Linked DNA regions of Homo sapiens: region 2 is linked to region 1. A link is a contact called in ENCODE Hi-C or POLR2A ChIA-PET data. All regions are on one chromosome and are shown on one strand. The core of a region is the stretch at or near the end of the contact, and the rest is flanking DNA. Distances in the headings are between cores, read along the strand shown.

Region 1 (5,207 bases), core at 2,708-5,207:
TCCTACCTTAAGGAAGGAAGATCCTGGGAAATTTCCAGCAAGTCTTGTCTGGTCAGGAACTCTATGTGAGGTTGTACATGCTGTGTCCTGCATGAAGAGTTCAGTTAAGGTGGTGGGAGGGAACTCCAGTTCAGGCCCTGCTCACTAAGCCCTGGAGCAAAGGTGTCTTATTCTCAAGAACACAAAGTTCTCATGGGTGCTAGCAGAGGCCCTTGGCTACAGTCAATGGAAAATAATATTACAGCATGTTACTACTAATTTCAGATGTTTCTTTAGAGAGCCATCTTTATTATTTTTAATTTTTAAAATAATACTATTTTTTTTTCCTCCAAAGATTTCAGGTTCCTGTGAGGTACTGAGGAGTTAACTCCTGAGGTTGGGGAAAATGGCCCTTGATCTGCCCTTTCCTTTTATTTGAAAGACTCTCAAATTATGTAATAATAAACCTTTGTTAATGTCCCTAAAACAGGATTGACTATAAAAGACAATTCAAGATATGCCAGATACATTTGGGTTTCATCCAAAAAAGTTTAGTTCCTGAAGCACCAGTTTCTTTGTCCTTTGTAAAATGGCCTCACCCTTAAAGGATTTCATAACGAAGTTGAAAACAGAGTTATATTGAAGCATGGCTATAGCATCTGCTTAATTTAGAGCAGATTCTATTTACAGGGAGTCAGAAACTATATTATAGTCCATTGTGATAATAGTTTCTCCTTGTTCCATACATGTGTATATTACTGTTGAATTATATGTTCTTTAAAGACATATTGAATGAATCATCATTACAGCTAACATATATTGATAAATTAATAGATGCCTGGCACTGAGCTAAGTGATGATTTTTATATGAAGCAAAGGTACCCTTCTTTACTGTTGATGCAGGAATGTTAAATACTCTGCAAGGCAGGGATAATGAAAAAAGTTTAGGTATTCGAGAAGGATAATTCCTGTGTATAGAAGCTTGGGATGACAGAACTTCAGCATTAACTTGTAAAAATAACACATAGATTGGGCACAATGTGGTCGTGCTTATTGCTCTAAACTTAAAATTGATTAAATATTATATAAGGTTGGTGTTACGCTTCATGTAAAATTATGTTCTTTAGAAAATATATTGCAAAATCTGGCATATCATCTATGGTCCTATAAAAATTGACACATTTTTCAAAAGGTGGTGTAAAAGGGAAGGATTTAATTGCAGTAGTTACTTAAATGTTTATATGCACAAACACAGATACTTCTCACCATTCCATCATCTACTGATGTATAACAAACTACTACAAAATTTAGTGACCTAAAGCAACAGCCATTTTATTGCATTTCACTCTTCTGTGGGTCAGAAATCTGAGCAGGGCTTTGCTGGGTAGTCCCTTTATTCCAAGTAGGGTCGATGGAGGTCACTGAAAGGTATTCAGATGGTGGATGGGTTGGTCTGGAGGATTCAATAAAAAAAAAAAAACAAAAACGTGGAATCCAGCAGGGGATACTGGAAGGTAGGCCTCAGCTGGTACCATGACCAGAGGATGACCAGAGGCCACACACAAGTGGCCTTTCTAGGAGTATGGCAGTCTCAAGCTAGCTGAACTTTTTACATGGCAGCATGGGGCTAACAGAGAGAATATTCCAAGAGACCCAGTGGAAAATGCAAGGTTCCTTATGGCTTAACTTAGAAAATCCTGGACTATCACTTCTTTCATATTCTATAGTTAAGCAAGTCACTGAGGCCAGCTCCTTCAAGAGTAAGGAATAAGACTACTTCTCAATGGGAAGAGAGCAAAGAACATGTGGCCAACTTTAATCTACATACACCTAAACCAACAGATGGAGCGCCTGGGACACAACAACTATCCTTAGACTTTCCACATCAACAATCTCGGAACACTTAAGGCTGGATGGACAATATCTACTTCTGCAATGTGTTCCGGTCTTCTACCAACGGAAAATCGAATTCCCAGCTTTGAGCAGTTGGATTCCTGTGGTATGTGGCTGCCCCACATCTTCTTCTGCTAAGCCATTATAATCAAAAAGTATTTTTTTTGGCGGGGGGTGGGGGCAATGGAGTCTCACTCTGTCGCCCAGGCTGGAGTGCAGTGGCCTGATCTCAGCTCACTGCAACCTCCACCTCCCGCGTTCAAGTGATTCTCGTGCCTCAGCCTCCCAAGTAGCTGGGATTACAGGCGCCCGCCACCAAGCCAGGCTAATTTTTATATTTTTTTGTGGAGATGAGGTTTCGTCATGTTGGCCAGGCTGGTCTTGAACATCTGACCTCAGGTGATCTGCCCGCCTCGGCCTCCCAAAGTTCTGGGATTACAGGCGTGAGCCACCGCACCCGGCCCCAAAAGTCTTTTTGTGCACCCCGTGTCTATTTCTTATTAGTTTCAGAGCTTTTCCCAGTCATAGGATCACAGAAGGTCAGAGCTGGAAGGGCTCCCAGAGATCTGGTTTCATTTTACAAATGAGGAAGTTTAGGTTCATGTGACCTACTTAAAGTCAGAAACTGATTAGTGACAGAGCTACAGCCTAGATGTCTTGTTGCAGTGCATGAAGAGCTTAGGTAATCCTGATTTATCCATGGAATAGGCAGCTGGTTTACCTGATTCTTCCCTTAGAAACAGTCCATCTAACATGATTTGGCTTCCTACTTCATCATGAAACATTTGAAAAGAAACTATTCATTCCAAGTTCAACAGTTTAATCTTCAAATATCTAGCTCATCTTTCTTAGTCCATATTTAACAAATGTTTACTGAGCATCCACCAAGTTGACAGCACTGTAAATACAGACACACTTTCAGACGGGGGCTGCCTGCAAAGAGGCTTCCCTTCTAGTTAGAAAGCCAGAAGACACATTTTACAACAGTCACTTTTCTCTGGGTCACATATTTGATAATACTACCTTATCTTTACGTACTTCTATAGGCTTATGCCTGTAATCCCAGCTATTGGGAGGCTGAGGCAGGAGAATTGCTTGAAACCAGGAGGCGGAGGTTGCAGTGAGCCGAGATCGCGCCTCTGCACTGCAGCCTGGGCAACAGAGGGAGACTCTGTCTCAAAAAGAAAGAAAAGAAAGAACAGAACAACAGAACAGAACAGAACAGAACAGAACAGAACAGAACAGAACAGAACAGAACAGAACAGAAAAAAGAAAGAACTTCCCTAACACAGTTCTCCCTCCTCCTTTCATTTGCAGAACAGACCACAGGGCCGAGGCTTCTTCCATTAGAAACAGCCCATCTGTTCTACTGATTCTGAGATTTTTGCCTACACGGAGCACCAATTTGTAGTGGGTGTAAGGTTACCCGCAAATCAATGTGATGGTCCAGTTGTTACTGTTCCTTTTGTTTCACGAGCGATTGCTCATTAGATGAGGTGACTGATAGCTCTGACTTTTTCTAGACCACAAGGACTCTAGGTGGCTGCCCTAAGTACAGTTGTGGCAGCTGGGATTTCCTGTTTATATGGTGCCCGGCACCATCAGCTTTTGTCCTCTGCTGCAGCTAAAGTGTCTTCCTCCTGGACCAGGGAGAGGGGGAGGGGGTGTGGACAGGACCCGCCTGCTGACGGTGACACCTCTTCGACACCACGTCCACGCCAGTCCTCAGCTCCAGGAGCTGGGCGGGATCCCTCATCCCGCTCAGCTGGGAGATGCCCCGGGAGGGCGTCCCCCGGCTCCGGGCGGCGAGGGTAGTAGCCGACCCCAATCCACTCCGGGGGCCGCCGGGGGCCGCGTGAAGGCAGGTGTTCCGGGGAGAAACGTGGAAGGGAGGCGCGGCCTGGGGCCGGTGGCGCTCGGCTGGGGGCCGCAGTTGGCTCCCCTGGGGGCTCTGGGCGGCGGCAGCTCCCGCCTGTGGGGAGGAGAAGGAGCCGGATGGGCGGGTTCAGGCGCGCGCGGCGGCGGTCCCGGGGCCGCCGGCTCCTCCCCGCGAGGGTGCCTGTCCGCCGCTCGCCGCGCTGAGGCAGTGCGGGGCGGGCGCGCCTAGGCTGCCGCCCAGCGCCCTCGCCGCGGCCATGCCCGGGCCCTAGAGCGCCTGCCGCAGCTTGCGCCCCGCAGCCCCGCAGCCCCGCGCCCGCCGCCGCCTCTTCAATGGGCAACCTGCTCGGCGGGGTCAGCTTCCGCGAGCCCACCACCGTGGAGGACTGCGACTCCACCTGGCAGACCGACTCGGAGCCCGAGCCCGAAGAACCAGGGCCGGGCGGCGGCAGCGAGGGCCCGGGGCAGGAGTCCGAGCAGCCCGCGCAGCCCCCGGAGCAAGCCGGCGGGCGGCCCGGCGCCAGCCCCGCGCCGGACGAGGACGCCGAGGCGGCGGGCGCCGAGCAGGTACGCGGCCCAGCGGTGGCCTCGGGTCGGGCTGGGGCGCCCCGACACCCCAGAGGGGCAAGTGCCAAGCCGCCCTCGCGCTCGGAGGCCAGGGGCGCCAGGTGGCTGCTCGCCGCTGCGACCCGACCCCTCCGCGCCGCGGCTGACCTGTCTCCCGGTGGAGCCCGGGGGCCTGCAGGAGCCCAAAGCGCCGGACCCTCCCACTGCCGGCCTGGGGCCTGGCCGAGGGCACGGCGAGGAAGTCCCTCAAGGCAGAACCCAACTTGAATGGGTGTTTTCTTTGCCTCTGCAGAGCAGCTGGATTATGCGAAGGTGGGGTGGGAGGAACCTGTCTAAAAATAGAGGATTTTGACAACCCCTCTAGTGTGTGTTATTGGTAAAAAAAAAAAAAAAAAAAAAAAAAAAAAAAATTACTCAGAATAAGGTGGGGCTACAAGTGCAAGCAGCCAGCGCTCTCCCCTACAGTGGGGTCTAAGCCGTCAGAAGTGTAGGCCCTCATCTGAAGTTCATACGTCACTGTTCTGCCCAACTCAGGCCTTTCAACCTAGGATTCAGGGCATTCTTCACGAATCTTATTTCACCAGAAGACTTGTTGATCCAACTGTGTTTGAACTGTTTGACTAATACAGCTTGGAGGAGAGGTTAGTCAAGAGATAAGCCCCTTAACCTCTGATGGACTGAAAATAATCAGGAACTTTAAAAAGGAGGAAATATGTAGCCGACCCCCTGAAGAAGTGTGCATCCTGGAGGTGGTTCAGGTTTGCCGCTCCACATTAGGCCCTTCTCTTTATCAGCTAGGGGCGATGGAGATTGGGAAAATGGAGCCCAAAGTCCAATGTGACCACAGGGTTTTGGGGGAATCATAACCTAAATATTACAGCTAACACCGC
Region 2 (5,207 bases), core at 923-3,422, 2.2 Mb after region 1:
AGAGAAAAGAAGCCGGGTGTGGTGGCTCACGCCTGTAATCCCAGCACTTTGGGAGGCTGAGGCTGGCAGATCACCTGAGGTCGGGAGTTCTAGACCAGCCTGACCAACATGGAGAAAGCCCGTCTCTACTAAAAATACAAAATTAGCCAGGGTGGAGGCTCATGCTTGTAATCCCATCTACTCAGGAGGCTGAGACAGGAGAATCGCTTGAACCTGGGAGGTGGAGGTTGAGGTGAGCTGAGATCGCGCCATTGCACTCCAGCCTGGGTAACAAGAGCGAAACTCCGTCTCAAAAAAAAAAAAAAGAAAGAAAGAAAGAAAAAGAAAAAGAAACAAATCTCTTGCTGGGCAAGAAACACGCTCCAGTCAGGAACCTGCTTCTAAACTTTCAATTTACACAGGAATGATTAATGACTCAATCACCCACAAGCAAATGGAGCTGTGTAATACACACGTCGAAGCAATTATACGGAATGTGTATCTAGAAAGCGTTTTAGTATCTGTAGGAGATATTCTTATTTGTTTGTTTAACATTATACTGTAAGCTTCCCATGATTTCTGTGTAAGAAACTGGGGACAGACGGCCGGGCGCGGTAGCTCACGCCTGTAATCCCAGCACTTTGAGAGGCCGAGACGAGCGAATCAAGAGGTCAGGAGATCGAGACCATCCTGGCTAACACGGTGAAACACCGTCTCTACTAAAAATACAAAAAAAATTAGCCGGGCATGGTGGCGGGCGCCTGTAGTCCCAGCTACTCGGGAAGCTGAGGCAGGAGAATGGCGTGAACCCGGGAGGCGGAGCTTGCAGTGAGCCGAGATAGCGCCACTGCACTCCAGCCTGGGGGACGCAGCGAGACTCCGCCTCAAAAAAAAAAAAAAAGAAAAGAAAAGAAAAAAGAAAAAAAAGAAATTGGGGTCAGACGGGATAGCAGGAGAGGGGGCAGGGAGGAAGAGGGGGAGAGAAACTGAAGATCTTTTTTTCTATGGAGTAAGAGGTCTTCCTCATAGGAAAAAGTCTACGTGGAATTTTTAACAGACCACTTCAAATTATCCAAGTCAATATCTGACTCGGGACCTCAGGTCCACACCATCAAACACTGCCCTGTTACGGAAACTCGATACATGTCGGCTTGCATGAATGAACCCATACATTTGAATTCCCCCGGGAGCAGTGTCTTGAAATTAGCCAGCAATCAGTACCGGTTGGTTGTCTGATCGTTGGATGTGTAGATGAATAAACGAACGGTTTGTCGTTTTACTTAGACTAGGCTACCGAAAAACATGCAAAAGTCTAAGTTACTTCCGAAGGGAAGTGAGGGGCGCGACCCGGGGAAGGTAGGGACTGCGGATTGCGGAAGGCCGAGCAGCGGGGCTCGGCGGGAGGGCGCCAAGCAGCTCACCTTCACGTGCTCATAGTAGCTCCCGGTGTTCAGCAGCCCGACGCCTCTGAACGCGGAGTCGCACTTCAGTCTGAGCAGCAGGTGGTCCACAACCCCTTTCACCATCCCCGCCGCCGTGGAGATATCATCGCGGCTGAGCTTCAACTTCTCCAAAACCGCCCGGAGCTTCGAGGCCCCAGGCGCCGCATCCCTCCGTACGAGAATGGGGGCCGAGACCGGCAGGCCGGGGCTGGGCACGTCCCAGGGCCCGGGCGGAGGTCTTGGCTTCGTGGAGCAGCGCGCGCCCCTCTGGCGGCAAGAACCAGCCCTGGAAAGAGCCGGCTCCCGAGCCGCAGGAGGCTCCAGCCCCTCTGCCCCAGGGGCGCTGGTGGCGTCAGACGGCTGCGTGTCCTGGGCGCGCTGAGGGGCCTTTTTGGCGCGGGCCCCAGTTGCGCGGACGGGCGGCCTCTCCTGGGTGTCCGGGGCGCTCTTTTTCTGCCGGGATCCCGACTTCCTGGCGGGGCCGAACTTTCCCGCCTTAGGCAGGGCGGCCTCGGGGGCAGCCGGAGACTCGGTGGGATCCATCGGGGCGCCCCTGGCATTCCGTGCGGAAGCCTTGGGGGCAGTGGCTCCGGCCTCGGAAGCTCTCTGCATGGCCTTTCCGTGCCAAGGCTGCATGGCTGGCGCTTTCTGTTCCCCGAAAGAAGAATCCGTTTCAGGAAAAGGCCGCAAGAGGAAGAGCCAGCAGCAGCTGTTGGAAACCAAGCACTACTGGCGGGCACACAAGAGTCTGCGACCCGAAGGGGAACCCCAGGCTGGGAAGTCGCTGGGAGCCACGCCCATGCCGCGAAGAGGCTGGCCGCGGCCTTTCCTGAGGCTACAAAAGTCTCGAAGTTTCTAACTCTCCAGGCAATCCGTGCCCCTGTCTTAAGAAGATGAGGTAGGGCCGGGCGCGGTGGCTCACGCCTGTAACCTCAGCATCCGAGAGGCCGAGGCAGGCGGGTCGCTTGAGCTCAGGAGTTTGAGACCAGCCTGGGCAACCCAGCAAGACCTGGTCTTTCTTATAATTAAATATATGTGTGTGTGTGTGTTGCCTGGGCACACTGACTCACGCCTGTAATCCCAGCAATCTGGGAGACCGAGGTGGGCGGATCACCTGAGGTCAGGAGTTCAAGACCAGCCTGGCCAACAAGGCGAAAGAAACCCCGTCTCTACTAAAAAATACAAATATTAGCTAGGCGTGGTGGCGGGCACCTGTAATCCCAGCTACTCGGGAGGCTGAGGCTGGAGAATCACTTGAACCCGGGAGGCGGAGGTTGCAGTGAGCTGAGACGTGCCACTTCACTCCAGCCTGGGCGACAGAGCGAGACTCTGTCTCAAAAAAGAAAAAGAGGCCAGGCGTGGTGGCTCACGCCTGTAATCTCAGCAGTTTGGGAGGCCGAGGCGGGCGGATCACGAGGCCAAGACATCGAGACCTTCCTGGCCAACATGGTGAAACCCCGTCTCTACTAAAAATACAAAAAATTAGCCGGGCTTGGTGGCGCCTGTAGTCCCATCTACTCGGGAGGCCGAGACAGAGAACTGCTTGAACCCGGGAGGCAGAGGTTGCAGTGAGCCGAGATCGCGCCACTGCACTCCAGCCTGGGCAACAGAAAAAGAGTCCATCACAAAACAAAACAAAACAAAACAAAAACATTGACAGAGAAACTTTTCTCTTTCAAGTGAAAGTTTTTTTAAATTTAATTTTGGTTTGAGTTAGGGGGGCGCAATCTCGGCTCACTGCAACCTCAGCCACCAGGGCTCAAGCGATCCTCCCACCTCAGCATCCTGAGTAGCTGTTACTACAGGTGCGGACACCATGCCCAGCTTTTTCTTTTCTTTTTAATTTTTTTGTATACATGGGGAGGTCTCACTATGTTGCCCAGGCTGGTCTCGAACTCCTAGACTCAAGCGATTCTCCCTCCTCAACCTCCCAAAGTGTTGGGATTGTAGGCATGAGCCACTGTGCCCTGCCACAGAAACTTTTTCTTTTCTTTTTTTTCTTTTTCTTTTCTTTCTTTCTTTCTTTTTTTTTTTTTTTTTTTTTGAGACAGAATTTCGCTCTTGTCACCCAGGCCGAAGTGCAATGGTGCGATCTTGGCTCACTGCAACCTCTGCCTCCTGGGTTCAAGCAATTCTCCTACCTCAGCCTCCCGGGTAGCTGGGATTACAGACGCCCGCCACCACGCCCGGCTAATTTTTCGTATTTTTAGTAGAGACGGGGTTTCGCTATGTTGGCCAGGCTGCTCTCAAACTGCTGACCTCAAGTGATCCACCCGCCTCGGCCTCCCAAAGTGCTGCGATTACAGGCGTGAGCCACGGCGCCTGGCCAGAAACTTTTCCCTTTTTTTTTTTTTTTTTCCTGAGATGGAGTCTCATTCTGTCCCCTAGGCTGGAGTGCAGTGGCACGATCTCGGCTCACTGTAACCTCTGCCTCCCGGATTCAAGCGATTCTCCTGCCTCAGCCTCCGAAGTAGCTGGGACTACAGGTGTGCGCCGCCATGCCCGGCTAATTTTTGTATTTTTAGTAGAAAGGAGTTTCACCATATTGGCCAGGCTGGTCTGGGACTCCTTATCTCGTGATCCACCTGCCTCGGCCTCCCAAACTGTTGGGATTACGGGCATGAGCCTCAGCGCCCGGCCAACTTTTTCAATGTAAATTTAAATAGGGTTTTTTAAAAATCAATAAGAAATAAAATAATAATTTTTAAAAAGAAAAAAATTAATAACAAATGAAAAATACTTTGAAAAAAGAAAAAAATAAGAAAGAGAAAATATTCAACTTTTACAAGATGGAATGAAACAAAGATTGACTGCAATTGGAGTAAATACTTCTATTTGACATTTTTTAAAAAGCACAGAAAATCTTTAAAATGTTGTGTAAAGTTTCTGCCTGGTGCGGTGACTCACGCCTATAATCCCGGCACTTTGGAAGGCGAAGGTGGGTGGATCACTTGAGGTCAGGAGTTCAAGACCAGCCTGTCCAGCATGGTGAAAACCCATCTCTACTAAAAATACAAAAATTAGCCAGGTGTGGTGGGCCATGCTTGTAAACCCAGCTACTGGGGAGGCTGAGACGGGAGAATTGCTTGAATCGGGAAAGCGGAGGTGGTAATGAGCTGAGATCAGACCACTGCACTCCATCCTGGGCGACAGGGCAAATGACTCTGTCTCAGGGGGAAAAAAAGTTGTGTAAAGTTCTCTCTTTTTATTTTATTTTATTTTATTCATTTTTGAGACGGAGTTTTGCTCTTGTTGCCCAGGCTGGAGTGCAATGGTACAATCTCAGCTCACCACACCCTCCGCCTCCCGGGTTCAAGAGATTCTCGTGACTCAGCCTCTTGCGCAGCTGGGACTACAGGCGTGCCCCACCATGCCCAGCTAATTTTTGTATGGTTTTGTAGAAATGTGGTTTCACCATGTTGCCCAGGCTGGTCCCCAACAAGCTATCTGCCCGCCTCAGCCTCCCAAAGTGCTGTTACTGGCATGAGCCACTGCACCGGACCTGGCATTTACATTTTAAATCATTCATACTGCTTCAGCTGTTGTGATTCTAGAGTATCTCAATACAGGCTTTCAAATATCTTTTTTTTTTTTTCGAGATGGAGTTTCACTTTTGTTGTCCAGGCTGGAGTGCAATGGTGCTATCTCGGCTCTCTGTAACCTCCGCCTCCTGGGTTCAAGCGATTCTCCTGCCTCAACCTCCTGAGTAGCTGGGATTATAGGCGCCTGCCACCACACCCAGCTAATTTTTTTACCTTTTTAGTAGAGACGGGGTTTCACCATGTT

What was found. Hi-C counts contacts between places; a loop is a spot of excess contacts on that map. ChIA-PET counts read pairs that join two places held with the same protein, here RNA polymerase II (POLR2A). Pooled maps may share reads with other maps.
Region 2: a pooled map shows a loop between it and region 1 (14-fold over the local background). The contact joins the promoter of CGAS here to the promoter of OGFRL1 in region 1. A Hi-C loop is called at or near these places in 5 of 50 pooled maps. POLR2A ChIA-PET finds 5 or more read pairs at or near these places in 2 of 52 experiments (OCI-LY7 and activated CD4-positive, alpha-beta T cell).

The regions. Positions count from the first base shown.
Region 1 is chr6:71,284,854-71,290,060 of GRCh38, forward strand. OGFRL1 (opioid growth factor receptor like 1) reads left to right here and starts at 3,958. Exons shown (of 7, transcript NM_024576.5): 1 at 3,958-4,317. The coding sequence starts at 4,084. LOC124901339 (a long non-coding RNA gene) reads right to left here. Exons shown (of 6, transcript XR_007059640.1): 4 at 7-87. RefSeq lists a silencer at 3,611-4,670.
Region 2 is chr6:73,450,125-73,455,331 of GRCh38, forward strand. CGAS (cyclic GMP-AMP synthase) reads right to left here and starts at 2,173. Exons shown (of 5, transcript NM_138441.3): 1 at 1,401-2,173. The coding sequence starts at 2,057. RefSeq lists a silencer at 1,595-1,804 and an enhancer at 1,975-2,454.